2 separate regions of the Homo sapiens genome follow, and region 2 is linked to region 1. Evidence: chromatin loops called from intact Hi-C (ENCODE). Cell type or tissue: PC-3. All regions are shown on one strand. Region 1 overlaps CACNG2 (calcium voltage-gated channel auxiliary subunit gamma 2). Region 2 overlaps CACNG2 (calcium voltage-gated channel auxiliary subunit gamma 2).

The links. Peaks named below come from ENCODE experiments on the same cell type or tissue, not always from the same donor. Only the 100,000 strongest peaks of a DNase experiment are listed, where the experiment ranks them.
Region 2: a loop joins it to region 1, with 6 times the contacts of the local background. A loop is called at or near these places in 1 of 110 quality-filtered maps.

The regions. Positions count from the first base shown.
Region 1 is chr22:36,572,349-36,580,348 of GRCh38, reverse strand. The region is part of intron 2 of CACNG2 (calcium voltage-gated channel auxiliary subunit gamma 2); the gene reads left to right. Among named protein-coding and RNA genes, the nearest start is that of EIF3D, 47 kb to the right of the region's middle. In PC-3, no CTCF peak of the experiment used is centred here; a DNase peak (open chromatin) is centred at 3,108; H3K27ac peaks cover 574 bases.
Region 2 is chr22:36,634,669-36,642,668 of GRCh38, reverse strand. The region is part of intron 1 of CACNG2 (calcium voltage-gated channel auxiliary subunit gamma 2); the gene reads left to right. Among named protein-coding and RNA genes, the nearest start is that of CACNG2, 65 kb to the left of the region's middle. In PC-3, no CTCF peak of the experiment used is centred here; no DNase peak of the experiment used is centred here; H3K27me3 peaks cover 2,573 bases.

The sequences.
Region 1 (8,000 bases):
TGGGGGAAGCCAACAGCAGGAGTGGAACCAAGGAGGGAGGCAGAAGGCGGCCAAGGCAGGGAGGACCCATACGATGGCCGTCTGGGGGGTGAATTTACAGAACTTGGACACCAGTGGGAGGCAGGCTTTGGCACACTCGGGGCTTCAAATCCAGCTCTGCCACTTCCCGGTGAACCTCCCTGGGCCTCGGTTTCCTTGCAATGGGGATGATGCTCATTGTCATCTTCCTAGCATTGCCATGAGGATTAAGGGAGTTAGAGTCGGACAGCAATTCGCACCTGCCCCGAACCCAGTGAGCATTCAGCAGGCATTCGCCACAATCCGTGTTCACTGTCGCATCCCATTGCAGAGCGATTGCCACGATCCATGCTCACTGTTGTGTCCCATTGCATAGCGATGAGCGCAAAGAACAAAGAGGAAACAGGGAGGAGAGATGGGCGCCCGGGGAGGGCTTCAGTTTGCAACAGGGTGGTCAGAAAGTCCTTGTGGCAAAGGTGACATTGAAGCAGAGACCTAAAGGAGGTGAGGGAGTGCTTGGGAGGTGCATATATCCTGGAAGAGCATTCAGGCAGAGGGAACCGCCAGTGCAAAGCATCTGAAGCTGGCAGGTTCATAACAGCCAGGACGCCCTGTGATAAGCAGACGAGGGGAAGGCAGGTGGCAGAAGGGGTGGGGACCAGGACTTGGGAGCCTCTGCTTTCCTCTGAGATGAGACCACCACGGGTGGGTTCTGAGCAGGGGACAGGCATGGTCTGATGTCCAGGCTACCAGTATCACTCCAGCTTCTGCAGGAGAGGGAGACCACTTAGGAGACCACAGCTATCTCCAGGCTCAAAAGGCAGGTGCTCGGGCCCGGTAGTGGAGAGGTGGCTGAGAAGGGGTTTGATCCTATATGTATTTGACAAGACAGCCGGCAGCTTTTTTTTTTTTTTTTTTTTTTTTTTGAGACAGAGTTTCACTTTTGTTGCCCAGGCTGGAGTGCAGTGGTATGATCTCAGCTCACTGCAACCTCCACCTCCTGGGTTCAAGTGATTCTCCTGCCTCATCCTCCCAAGTAGCTGGGATTACAAGTGTCTGCCACCACGCCCAGCTAATTTTTTGTATTTAGTAGAGACGGGTTTTTACCATGTTGGTCAGGCTGGTCTCAAACTCCTGACCTCAGGTGATCCACCCACCTCGGCTTCCCAAAGTGCTGGGATTACAGGTGTGAGCTATCATGCCCAGTCGAGCTGGCAGCTTTTACTGACAGCCTGGATGGGAGAAGTAAGAGAGAGGTCTTGTGGATGGCGAGGAGTTCTGGCTGGCAGATGGGGCAAACATTACTGCCCTTCTCTGAGGCTGGGAATGTAGGACGAGGCTGCTGTGCGGGGAGGTGACCACTCTATTGCCGGTCTGTTTCATCTTGGTTTCTGTTACGGAATCTTCTCCCCACGGACTGTGAACAGCTTGAGGACACCACAAGGAGTGGCTGCAAATAGAGTGTCCTCCTCCCACCCATCCACCCCCTCCAGCACAGGGCCTTTCCCAGGATCAGACCCAGGAGAGGTTTGCTAAGTGAATAAACAAGGTACCGCCCGCCCTAGGGCAGCTGGCATGTTCACCCTCTTCCCAGAATGAGGTCAGAGGAGGATATTGGGTGTCAACCTGGGCCAGAGCCACCCTTCCTGGCCTCAGACAGTGTCCCTCCTTCCCATTGCCCCTCTCTCCCCACCTCCACCAGTCCCACCAGGGAACATGAGCCAGGGAAGTGTGGGGAGACCAGGTGTCAAAACCCGAGGTTGTTACTTAGAATAAAAGGGCCTGAATTCAAGGGGTGCTCCACTCTGTGACCTTTGGCAAGTTACACAACTTCTCTGAGCCTCCCGTGAACAGTGCTTTTTTAGGTCTCCCCAGAGCCCCAGTGGAACAGCATGAGGGGCGTCCACCAGGCTTCACCCGCCTAGAGTTTTAGAAGTGTAATGATCCATCATTCCGGCTTTTTTTTTTTTTTTGAGATTGAGTCTCGCTCTGTCACCCAGGCTGGAGTGCAGTGGTGCCATCTCGGCTCACTGCAACCTCCGCCTCCTGGGTTCAAGCAATTCTTCTGTCTCAGTAGCTGGGATTACAGGTGCACGCCATCACACCCAGCTAATTTTTTGTATTTTTTTTTAGTAGAGACGGGGTTTCACCATGTTGGCCAGGTTGGTCTCAAACTCCTCACCTCAAGTGATCTGCCAGCCTTGGCCTCCCAAAGTGCTGGGATGACAGGTGTGAGCTACCGCACCCAGCCCATCATCCTAGCTTAGGATCACCCAGCCCCACCCTCCCATTTTACAGATGAGGGAAAAACGGAGGCCCAAGAGGGAAAATGACCTGCCCCAGCCCGGCACACTTTCTGGGACTGCACCCTGGGAGCATTATCCAGGTCCATTATCCTGCTACCTGTCCACTGCCCAGGGCTCTCAGCCCCTTCTAGAAAACATTGCCATGAGGGGGCTTCTGAGAGACATCCCCTCCAGAAGTCATCACAACCAGTGCGGCTAAAACTATTGTGACCCCACCCCATGGTTAGGAAACATCTAAGCTGCCACTTGTACTCACTCACATCTGCAGAACCAGAGCAAAATGTTCCCCAAAAGCCACCCAGCCTTCCTGAACGCACACTGGCCGGCAGTTTCTATTCTGTCCTAGTTCATTTCTTTTTTTTTTTTTTTTTTTTCCAAGACGGAGTCTCACTCTGTCGCCAGACTGGAGCGCGGTGGCATGATCTCGGCTCACTGCAACCTCCGCCTCCCCGGTTCAAGCGAGTCTCCTGCCTCAGCCTCCCAAGTAGGTGGGACTACGGGCCTGCGCCACCACGCCTGGCTCATTTTTGTATTTTTAGTAGAGACCGGGTTTCACCATGTTGGCCAGGATGGTCTCGATCTCTTGACCTCGTGATCCACCCGCCTCGGCCTCCCAAAGTGCTGGGATTACAGGTGTGAACCACCGCGCCCGGCCCCGGTTCATTTCTTTAAGGGCTGGTTGCTACCACTACACCGATTTCATGACCTAGTAATGAGTCACAACCCACACTTTAATAAATAGCAGCCTCAGTAACCCAAAGCCCGGTGAGAGACAGCAACAATTTGCTCCGCTGGAATGATGAGCACGATTTGCTGGTGCTCCTCGCATACCAGACATTATTCTCATTGCTTCAAGTGTGTGTACTCAGTTACTCCTCATAGCACCCTGTGAGCTAAGTGTGCTTGTGATCTCCATATGGCAGAGGGGGCAGCAGAGGCCCCCGGGGGACCAGGTCACAGCTAGGAAGATGGACTCCGGCAGCCTTTCTCCTGAGCCTGTGCGACTGGTCACCAATCTCTACTGACAGCAGGAAGCAGGGATGTATCCGGCATCCTGCACAGATGGTACTCCCCAAGTTAGCTCCCTGGGCTCTCAAAATGCTTTTCATGTGCTATTATATATAGCACACGTTCATTGAACACTTGACGATGTGCCAGGCCTGACACTTGAAACATTATCTTAATTCATCTTCACAACCACCCTATGAGGGTGAGATGATCAGTGTCCCCATCACACAGATGGGAAAGGCAAGGCACAGAGGCTACAGAGCCAGTGGGGGTCCAGGAGGAGACCCCAAGCGGGCTGCATCTGGAACCCATGCTCCAAACCATAGCGTTTGACTTCTCTTTCTATTTCTCACCCACCATCTTTGTTCTCCTCTTTCTTCTTTGAGGTCTTTCTGACTCTCTCTCTCTCACACACACACACACATACACACACACACACACACGCACACACAGAGGCATTTTGGAGTGTTTTTTTTTTTAATTTTTTATTTCCAGAGGTTGTTGGGGAACAGGTGGTGTTTGGTTACATGAGTTAGTTCTTCAGTGGTGATTTGTGAGATTGTGGTGCACCCATCATCCAAGCAGGACACAATGAACCCAATTTGTAGCCTTTTATACCTCATCCTCTCCCCACCCTTTCCCCCTGAATCCCCAGAGTCCATTCTATCATTCTTATGCCTTTGCATCCTCGTAGGTTAGCTCCCACTTATGAGTGAGAACATATAATGTTTGGTTTTCCATTCCTGAGTTACTTCACTTAGAATAATAGTCTCCGATCTCACCCAGGTTGCTGCAAATGCCATTAGTCATTCCTTTTTATTGCTGAGTAGTATTCCATCATATTTATACCACAGTCTTTATCCACTCATTGATGGATAGGTATTTGGGTTGGTTCCACAATTTTGCACTTGCAAATTGTACTGCTATAAACATGCATCACACAGGCATTTTTTGAAACGCATCCCTTCTCACGGCCATTGGCTACACCAGCCAGCACAGCGTGGAAGGAGAAGATGGGAAGAGATGCCCAAGAGACTAGAAAGCTCCTTGCAACCCAGCAGGTCTGTGCAGGTCTGTGACTGTAGACTGTATCCCCTAATGCGGATTGATCCTAATGATCCTAATTCATCCTAATGATGAGTCAAATCCCAGATGGGATAAGAGCATAACACTAGGCACAGAAAATGAGGAACCTGCCCGCTACATACCTGATTACGGTGACTATTTTGATTCAAGGTCATTACTCGCACAGGGAACAGGTAAGGCAGCAGCATGGCCTGGCTGTATGGGCCCTGGGGAGAGGTCTTGATGGGCACGGGACCATCATTGAGGGACAGGGCCTTAGAGATCGTCTACTCCAACCTCATCAGAGTGCAGATCTGAGGCCAGAGAAGGAATAGCACATGCTCAGGTCCCGTGGAGAGCTAGGCAAAGAGTGCACAGCAGGCCCAGGTCTCCTGACCTCCCCCCGTCGTCACATCCCCACCCCCACTGACCACCAGCCCACCCTCCTCCGCTGCCAGACACAGTGAGAAAACCTCGGGGCCCCGCGTGCCCTGTCTGGCCTGGCCTCTGGCTATGCCCACCATGAAGCACCATGTCACAGCGTGATGGCCAGAGAGGCTGGGGCCCACCGAGGCACAAGATCACAAGATGATTTGTCTAGGGAGTTTGGCCAAAAAGCAGATTTGCAAAGAACAGATAGCTCAGGCCACCCGTTCCAGAAGGCAAGATGTCGCTTGCCTCCTGGGCACTTAGGATACTCTTTATTTCTGTCACCCTCATAGAAAATAATAAATTGCTCATAGTTCACTGACATCCTGCATTTTCTAAAGCGTCCACATTCCTCTTCCTGCTTAATCCCTGTAACCCAGTAAGGTAGACGGAGTTAGGATTTTCATTTCCATTTTACAGAAAAGGAAATTGGGGCCAAGGAACACTATTATTTGCCCAAGGTCTTCTTGAGATGGTCACTAACCATTGGGGCTCCCCAAGCCTCAGGCCTAAGCCTCTCTTCATCCATAGGCAAGCTCTCTGTGTGTCTGTGAGATAGCTTCAACCCAGATGGCACCCCTGTGCTCCACATCTGCACACCCAACTGCCCCACCCACACTCTACATGCACATCCCCAAGGCATCTCAAACTCAGCATGTCCAAAACCAAACCTTTGATCTTCCTCCTCTAGTCTCTTTTTTTGTTTGTTTTGTTTTGTTTTGGTTTTGTTTTGTTTTGTTGAGACAGAGTTCCGCTCTTGTTGCCCAGGCTGGAGTGCAATGGCACAATTTTGGTGCACGGCAACCTCCACCTCCCAGGTTCAAGCAATTCTCCTGCCTCAGCTTCCCAAGTAGCTGGGTTTACAGGGATGCGCCACCACCCCTGGCTAATTTTGTATTTTTTTAGTAGAGATGGGGTTTCACCATGTTGGCCAGGCTGGTTTCGAACTCCTGACCTCAGGTGATCCACCGGCCTCAGCCTTCCAAAGTGCTGGGATTACAGGCGTGAGCCACCTCGCCCAGGCTCCTCCCCTACTCTCTACTCACTGCTAGGCTGGGTCCTCTCCCAGTCCCCCTAAGTGGTTTTTTCCACCCAGCTGGCAAGTCTGAAACCTAGAAGTTAACCTCAACGCCACCCTCTTCACTACCCATATCCATCCATCAAGCTTCAATTCACCTCCTAAACATCTCTCAGACACATCTGCCTCTGTCCATGCCCTTTGTACCTACCCTGGCCCAAGCACCGGCATCACTCCTCTCCGATCAGCTGCAGTAGCCTTCTCACTGCTTCCCTGGAGCCACCCTTGACCCCTTCGTAATCCGTTTGCTTCTTAAGATGCAAATCAGATCATGACAGCCCTGCCTGTTCTAAGCCCTTTAAAGTTTCCCATTGCTCTTGGGATAAAGCTAAGCTCTTTAGCTCAACTCATGAGGCCCCACGTGGCCCAGACCCGCCTGCCTCCTCTCCTTAGGTGCTCCCCACACTCCTCCACTGGCTCCTCCCTTCAGTGCTCCCCACACTCTTCCACTGGCTCCTCGTGATCCAGCCTTCTTCCAGGTCTCTGAAGGAGCCATGCCTCCTCCACCTTCGGCTCCTGCTGCTCTCTCTCCCACAGCCCTGCCTTCATTGTGCCTAATCAGCTGCTCCTTATTCGCCAGAGGTCAGCTCTACCACCACTTCCTCAGGGAGACCTGTCCTGATCCCCACATAAGCTCAGAGGATGCTTTGAAGGGCAGCAAAGTGTAGAGCCTGAAAAGAAGGGAATGCAGTGGTTAGACACACAGACCCTAGAGTCAGACTGCCTGGATTCACAAATCTTGAACAAATGGCTTAACCTCTCCTTGCTTCAGTTTGGTCTCTGTAGAGTGGGGATAATTAAAATACCTATATAGGCCATGTGTGGTGGCTCACGCCTGCACTCCCGGCACTTTGGGAGGCTGAGGCAGGCATATCATTTGAGGCCAGAAGTTCGAGACCAGGCTGGCCAACATGGTGAAACCCCGTCTCTACTAAAAATACAAAAATTAGCCAGGTGTGATGGCACATGGCCTGTAATCTAAGCTACTTGGGAGGCTGAGACACAAGAATCACTCAAACCCAGGAGGCAGAGGTTACAGTGAGCCGAGATCACGCCACTGCTCTCCAGCCTGGGTGACAGAGCAAGACTCTGTCTCAAAAAAATAATAATAATAATTAAAAAGTAAAAAACAAAAGCATTGGATTTGAATCCAGGTCTATCACATTTCAGAGGCCATACTATTATATGCTGCTTAAGATAATGCAATAAGTAGAACTAAAATAAATTTAAAAAATAAAAATAATATGAAGTACTTACTTCACAGAGTTGTAATGAGAACTAACGAGTTTGTGTATGTGCAGTGCTCAAAACAGTCCTCGGCATACTCTAAGCTCTCTATGGACATTAGTTGTCTACATGTGACATTAGCCTGTCACATACCCTCATGGTGCCATATAGGTACTTTTCTTTCATAGCACGTTATCCAGGCTGTGTGATTATCTGATGGCATACATGTCCTTCATGAGAGTATAAGCTCTAGAAAGACATGAACCAGGCCTGTTTTGGACCCCTCATGTCTCTCATGCCAAGCCCAGGTCTAGCACAGCGGTGGGCACTCAGTCCATATTTGCTCACTGGATTCACAGCTAGCCTAGAGCAAAGCATCTCCCTGCTCTGGACCACGTGGCCTTTTCCCCAGTATAGAGTATACTCTTGGCCACAGCTGGCCAAGTATGACTAGCAGGCCAAATCCAGCCCATCCAGCCCACCACCTGATTTTTTTTTTTTTTTTGAGATGGAGTCTCACTCACTCTGTCACCCACTGCCCAGGCTAGAGTGCAGTGGCTTGATCTCAGCTCACTGCAACTTCTGCCTCCTGGGTTCAAACGATTCTCCTGCCTCGGGCTCCCGAGTAGCTGGGACTACAGGCATGCGCCACCACGCCGGGCTAATTTTTGTATTTTTAGTAGAGATGGGGTTTCGCCATATTGGCCATGCTGGTCTCGAACTCCTGACCTCAAGTGATCCAGCCCCCTCGGCCTCCCAAAGTGATTTTGTAAATAAAGTTTTATTGGAAGACAACCACGTTCATTTGTTTACATATTGTTTATGGCTGTTTATGTGCTACAACTGCAAAGTTAAGAAATTGCAACTGA
Region 2 (8,000 bases), 62 kb before region 1:
ATGCAGGGCAGGAGACTGGTTAGGAAAATTCCTCATGATCAAAATAACCAATCTCGAAATCTCAGTGGTGCAGATCCTTCTCTAAAAGCTAACAGGGCTTTACTGATGCAATAGAAACAACAGTAGTAAAATTAGTTGCAGCAGAAACATGCCCTTCTGACTCAGAGACCCAGTGTGTGGGTGGAGCTGTACCATGTATCTAATGAGGAAATTCCCCTGGGAAGGGCTGGATCCTTCCCTTTGACACAGCCAAAGGCTTCAGCACTGCTAGGTATTTGTGACAGATTACTAGGCAATATGAATGCATTGGGGGTGGAGTGGAAGAAACGGTCAAATCCCCAACCAGAGCACAGCAGCTAACACAGTTTCCAAACCCTCTCCAGCTGAATTCAACTAGCATTTATTGAGTGCTTACTATGTGCCACGGCCAGAGAATTATTGGGTGTGTTCAATTTCCAGGCATTTGATTTGGAAAAGATGCTTATACATGCCCCTCTCTCCCCAACCTCCTCCCCTCGAGCTGACAGCCTTGGCCTTGAGATCTTTATACCCTCCCAAGTCAGAATCAGCTTCCCCTCCGATTTTTGGAAGGAGTCCAGTCTACCCTCTTCTCTCTCTCAGCAGGGATCATATAAACAGCAATTCCAACCAGGCAGGGAGCGCTTGTCTTTCATTCCCTTCAGGAGCTCTCCCAGCTCTGGTCTTGTTAGAAGGATCTCACATTGGAAGTCTCCCTGGGAATAAACACATGTTTCTGATAATGCTAAAGATTAAGCCAATGAAATAAAAATTCATTTCTGAGACATGAACTGTAAATGACCAGGATTTTCCACAGAAATATTGGTACTTTGGCAGAGGCTCGGCAACCCTCAAGTTGACAGTAATTTGCTGCCGTGTGCCAGGCAAGTCCTGAAGTCATTCAATAGACAAGACATCATCAAATACCACATCTAAATTCTGTTCATATTATTAGAATGAAAAGGGTAATGCAATTCAATTGCCTAGAGAATCGTCGTACACACAGACCTAAACAGAGCTGGCCAGAGACAAAATTTCTTAGCAAGTGAAGTTTGTCTACAGGGCCCCTGGCTTGCCTTCCTCCACCCTTCCAACTGGACCTTTTCCTTGTACAGGAATCCGGTGTGAATTAAAGTCAATGCGTTGCCCCTCCCAAGGGTATTTGTGTTTTAAATGAACTCTCTAATTTGATAACAAGGGAATTAAAATTTCACATTTGTCAAATACCTACCATGGGCCAGGCACATTTTCACAAGCATTGTTCATCCTTACTGCCTACTGGGAACTTGTTCATTTGTGCAAGAAACATCTATTGGCTATCTACACTGAGCCAGGCACTGTGCTAGGTACTGGAGATCCAGCAGAGATCAAAAAGATAAAGACCTTCCCCTCGTGGGCTCTGCGGACTAATAGGAAGAAAGAGGCAATCAACAAACAAATGCATAAATGTTTATCAGGTGGTGACAAGTGCTCTGCAGAAAAATAAAGCAGGGCAAGGGGACAGAGAGTGACAGAAAGGGATGCTGTAGAAGATAGGGTGGTCTTGGAGGGCTTCTCAGAGGAGGCGGTCATTGAACAGAGCCCTGAAGAAAATCAGCCAAAAGGCATGTTGCTATGTTGAAGACAGGACATTGCGGTGGGGAGTACTCCAGGTCGAGGGAACAGCAAATGCGTAGGTCCTGCGAGTCCTTGGTGTGCCCCAAGAAGGAGACAGATGGGAGAGAACAGCGTGGATGAGGTGGGGAAATGGAGGAGGCAGGAGCAGGGAAGAAGAGGAGGACAGACACGGAAGGGCTTGTGGGCTGGGATGAGGACTCTGGAATCTAAACTGAGGGACATCAGGAGCCACTGGAAGGTCTAAGCAAAGGAGCGACCTTCATTGACTTGGGTTTTCAGAAGCTGGCTCTGGCTGCTGGGTGGACAGGCTGCACAGGAACAAGCGCGGAAACAAAGAGGCCCTTTGGGAGACAGCTGCAGTGACCTGGGAAGGAGTGAGTGAGGGAAGGTGATGCTGAAGGCTCGGGCCCTACCTTCTGCAGTGGGTCTTATGGTTCCCGTCCTGCAGGTGAGGAAACCGAGATGCAGAAAGGGTAGGCAGTCAGCCAAGGCCAGCTGGCTAGTAAGCAGCCAAGCGTGAGCCCTGCAGGCTGTCCAGCTGCAGAGGCCTGCCTCCTAGCCCCTGCCACAAGCTTCCTGTGACCATGCGGAGAGAGGCACTGCTCCTCCGTGAAGGAAACTTACTCCTCAGAGAGCAGGAAGAAGGATTTTTGGAGGCTGAGGATTTTTCTGGGCCCTTGTAATCTCCCTCCAGCCCTTGCTTTGAAAGGGTTCCATCAAGAGGAAATATAACAATCGTCAACACTTAACAGGCTTTTCTGTGGACACAGCAGGCTTCTGAGTCACTCCTGCTTGTCATTGCAGATTCCTCACAACCGCCCCTGTGAAGGAGCCGCGATCTTCATTCCCATTCTACACATGAGAAAACTGAGGCACAACTATATTAACTGGCCGGGATGATAGGGCTGGGATATGAACCCTGGAAGTCTGGGTCCCAGAGTCCCTACTCTTGGACATGGTACCATTTCTTCCTTGAAGAGCTGCTCACTTTTGATGTGGTGCTGAATTTCGGACTTGGAGACTGAGGCTCATGCTGCTGATACACACTGAAACTGACTCCCATTGACAGGAACTCGGGAGACACTGGAGAGTGTCCCTGTGGGGGCTAAATGGCCCCTCCTCAAAAAGTGTTGATGGGGGCTTCCTGCCCAGGGTAGAAGACAGATGACAGGGCCTCAGGGTTCCCATCTGTCTCTAGGGAGCCAGTACCTCTCTCACTGTGTATCACTGGCTCATCCATCCTTGGGCACAAGCCTTCCAGATGTGGGGAGAGAAGGGTTGAGCAGTCATTAATGAAACCACAGCTGCCAACTCCCAATTTCATTTGATGGATGACTGAGATGTTCCCAACCCTTCATCCTTCCCAGTTTTGAGGGGAAAGGGGTAACCAGAGGAACAGGCTTACATGGAGAGGACAAGGATACAAACAGAGATGACACAGGGAGGAGGAGTGGACAGAGGAGGTTGGGTTCCCAAAAGACAAACTGTACCATTCTGGGAAGAAGAGAGGGTGCTGTGTGCCCCTGAAGGGAGAGAGAGAAATGGAGGACACAAATTCACAAAATACTACAATCCCAGACCCACATAAGTCCCTCTTTGCTCTCACACTTCCCTCTACCCAAAACGCTTTCCCCTCCTGTCCAGATGCCTCTGTGGCACTCAGTTATAAGACCTTCCCTAATACCTACCACTTCTTAGGAAGAACTGACCTAACTTCCCTTTATGCCCCTTTTGAGTAATCATCATAAACAACAACAAGATCTCTTTATTGAACTTAGTTTTTACGTACTTTTTATTTCAATTTCATATCAAAACAGCCCCACAAGATGGGTGTTGTTGGCTCCACTTGATAGAGGAGACATCTAGAGCTCAGAGAAGTGAAGTGAAGTGACTTTCCCGAGGTCACACAGACGAGTAACTGGAGGATCCACGATCCAACCTGGAACACCTGCCTCAGAAGCTCAGGCCTTGGCCCTTACATATCTACCCCTCCGCCGGCTGAGTTAGGGAATGGCTGGCACATTTTCTCAGTCACTTTTGCATCTTCAGCACCCAGTTGGTGCTTAGTAAATATTGATGGGAATGACTCATGAATGAATAAATGGATGAAAACTGAGTTATAATGAACAGGAGTCTATAAATATGCTCACATGCACTTACATTTGCAGAGACAATGCTAACAGTTCTTGAGAACCATTTTTTTATTCAATATAAAAAGTGCTTATTGGAAATGTACTGTGTGTGAAACGCTGGGGATATCGTGGGAAGCAGAACTGTCCTGGTCCTTAACCTTCAAGAGCGCATAAAATAGAGGAGGAGAAAAACTAAAAACAGTCAACAATATCACAAATGGAAATGTATTTGCAAATTATTAAAAAGTGAAGTAAAGAGTGCAGGGTACTAAAGAGAGGAGTGTGGTTAGACAGAGGGGGCCAAGAACTCTCTCCAAGTGAGAAATACTTAAGGTTGAATGGAAGTCATCCAGAGAAAAACTGGGGGAGAGTGTTCCAGGCAGAAGGAATGGCATATGCAAAGGCACCAGTGCAAGACTAAGAGCTTAGAGCCTTCCAGAAAGTACCAGAAGCTCAGCATGGACAAAGCAAAGAGCAGGGGCAATGGAAGCAGACAGAGGTAGAGACACAGGCAGAACTAGAAGATGCAGTCCCTCGTGCCCTCAATAAGTGTCCTGGATTCCAGCCAAAGGGCCATGGGAAGCCTCTGAAGGGTGTGAAGCAGGGAAGGGACCTGCGTCAATCTGCTCCTGTTCTGTGGGCAATGCGAGCAGAGAAGGAAGCAAGAAACAGGCAGAAAGACTGGCCAGTGCAATCATCCCAATGGGAGTCGCCTGGGCCATAGGCAGTGATGAGAAATGGGTGGGTGCGAGATCCCTTTGGAAGCAGGAAATGGACCACCAATGATATTGACATAACTCAGACAGGTCCACACATGAACCCACAGAGGAGTAAAGGCAGTATGGACTTCAGAAACAGACAAGATTCTTTTTTTTTTTTTGAGATGGATTCTCACTCTGTTGCCCAGGCTGGAGTACAGTGGCACGATCTTGGCTCACTGCAACCTCCACCTCCCAGCTTCAAGCCATTCTCCTGCCTCAGCCTCCTGAGTAGCTGGGACTACAGGTGTCTGCCACCATGCCCCACTAATTTTTATATTTTTAGTAGAGACAGAGTTTCACCATGTTGGCCAGGGGCTGGTCTCCAACCCCTGATCTCAAGTGATCTGCCTGCCTTGGCATCCCAAAGTCCTGGGATTACAGGCGTGAGCCACCGCACCTGGCCAGGAAACAGACAAGATTCTAATCCGTCACCTATCTTCCATGGCTGTGTGGTTTTAGGCAGCTCACCGACCTCTTGAAGCCTTGGTTTCTTCAACTGGAAAATAAGAGAATCAGCCTCCCCAGGACGATTGTCATTGAATGAGATGATGCATATGACAGTGTGGAGTGCGGTGAGCCTCTCCAAACAACCCAACCTCCCTTTGCCGTCTCCAGATACCGAGAGCCCGACTTCCAAGCTGCCCCCCTGATCACTGGGCTCTACTGCCTACGTAAACATTTTTAAAGAAAATGAATCCCCATATACTCCATGCCAAAGAGAAAATGCAGGCTGGCCTTGCTAGGAAGGCTTGCAACAGCCTGCCAACCTTGTTCCACTAATACTCGTCAGTGGCCACAGTCTCTCATCACTTGAACAGTAACTCAATTACCAGTCCCTGGGCACCTTCAGGCACAAAGCCTCTCCCATGGGTCCCCATTGTTTTTCTGAGAAGCCCAGGACACAAGTCAATTTCTTGGCCCTAATGAGAGCTTTTCACCACCTGACAGTAGCTATTGAGCATGTGCTAAGTAAATGCAGTCTTAAGGCCACCCAGGCCACTTCCCAAGACAAAGGCCCTAGCCAGCCAGGAGGTGCAACATGGGCTCTGGCACCAGAGCCTCACACAGCAGATGTTGCTGCCTTCAAGGCTGGCCCAATTATGATGTTAACGCCCTGGACGTTAATCCCTGGGTCCTTGCCAGCCAGAACCTGCTCTGCTCTCTGGTTTAATAACACAAGTCCTCTGGAGGGATCAAGTATGGATCTTGGGAATGCCACACTTTTAACTGGTCAGATTCAAAGCCCAGCTTCTTCTCTGCATTACAAGCAAGGCCTGAGATTTCCAAGTATTTTAGCCACGTGAATGCCTGCCTACACCGCCACAGGGCAGTCGGTAAGGATTGTGATTGCAACTGAGATTCAGAAAATTAAATGTCTTTCTCAAGGAAATAGAAGACATTCATGGGAACTCCTTGAATACAGATTTGCTTTCCTGACACTCAGATTTCTGAGACTTGTTAAATAAACGAGAAGTTCCACGGGGGTACGGTAAATAGCACAGTGTCTGGCACAGAGTAAACATTTTTGGCATGCATGGCTAGTCCTGATTCAAATTCAATATCAGATCTATGATGTACAGTTCAATGGCTCAGTTGTTTAAAGGTAAAATATCCACTCTGCATTATCAGGGACAATTTCTTAACATCTGTTGCCTCACCATCTAGAACACTCCTGAGCCATCTTTCCCCCTGTCCAGGTTGTGTGTATGCCACAGAAGCTGGTCCCGGGGGAACCTGATCTAGGCGCAACATCAAGGAGGGCTTCCTTGAGGTGGTTGAGTCTATGAGAAACGGATGGCATGTAGGTGTGAAGCTGGCACTGGCGCATTTGGGGGTTGGGGAAGGAACGGGCTTGTAAAGTGCATTCTGAGCAGAGGGAACAGCTTATGCAACATCCCGGGGCTGGATTATGGAGAAGGAGGTGGAAAGGGATAGAATGGGATGAAGATGGAGAGAGAGGCAAGGCTCAGACAATCAGGTACTCAGTGGGCCATGTTAAGAATGTTGGTTTTTATTCTAAAAGCTGTGGGAAGTCATTGAAGAGTTTTGAGGGTGAGAAACGGCAGGAGTGAAATGATCAGATTTGATCTCGAACTGCCTGGAGAAAAGCCTCAGAGGTATGCAGAAAAAGCCCAGTTGCGAAGCTATACCACAGAACGAGATGCAAGGAGTTAGTGGCTTAGGCCAGGAAGGCAGCAGCAGAGACAAAGAGAAGAGGATGGATTTCAAAATTTTTTAGGACCTAACGGATTGGATGTGAGGATGAGTGAAAGGGAAATATCCAGGATGACTCCCAGAATCCTGACTCTCACAACTGGACGTGGTGAGCAAGAGATGCTGGGAAAAGACCACATTGGAGGGATGGGAGGTGAGCGACATGGAGAAGGGAGTGGATCATGAGCTTGGGTTGAGGTGCCTTGGAGACAGCCAAGTGGCAACAACATGTAGGGAGTTGGAGATACGGGAAACTCCCTGTAGGGAGTTTCAAGATACCAGGGCCAGAGTTACAAATGTGGGAGTCACTGATATGAGGGTGGTAACTGAAGCTACAGTTTCCTGGGATTTCTTCGGGACAGATGACATCAAAGGGATGTACCACAATTTACTTAAGCCTTCTCCCACTATTAGATGTTTGGGTTGTTTCTGTCTTTTGACATGGTAAGTGGCCCAGTAACAAGCATCTTTGTCCTCGTTTGTAGCTTTTTTCCATATTCTAGGTTAACTCTCTAAGTAGCTGACATTACTAACATGGTTAGCAATGAATACCTGCTAAGAGAATAAATATATATGTTCATTCTCCCCAGAATAAAATAGAAATTCTTTTTTGATTGACCATTTTTCTTTTTTTTTTTTTTTTGAGACGGGGTCTCGCTCTGTTGCCCAGGCTGGAGTGCAGTGGCGCAATCTCAGCTCACTGCAAGCTCCGCCTCCCGGGTTCACACCATTCTCCTGCCTCAGCCTCCCAAATAGCTGGGACTACAGGCACTTGCCACCACACCTGGCTAATTTTTTTGTATTTTTAGTAGAGACAGGGTTTCACCATGTTAGCCAGGATGGTCTTGATCTCCTGACCTCGTGATCCACCCACCTCGGCCTCCCAAAGTGCTGGGATTACAGGCGTGAGCCACTGCGCCTGGCCTTGATTGACCATTTTTCATCATGGCCTGTGTAACTTCTTTCTTCCAATATCTGGGTGATTTATTAAGTCTTCCCTAACCAGGCCAACCAAAGGGACCTTCTTCCTCTGAATTCTCATGGTTAATCCCAGAGACATTCACTCCAATCTTATCCTTCAGAAGCCTGATATTTTAGGACATATACACACATGAAAGATAATGGTCTTCCCCACTATATAAACTTGAGATCTGGGACTATGTTTTATACTTCTTGAGTCCTCCTCAGAGCCTAGCAAAACCTGGCACAAGATCTATGTGTAATGATTATTGCAGATAACTAACTAAGCAAGAGGATA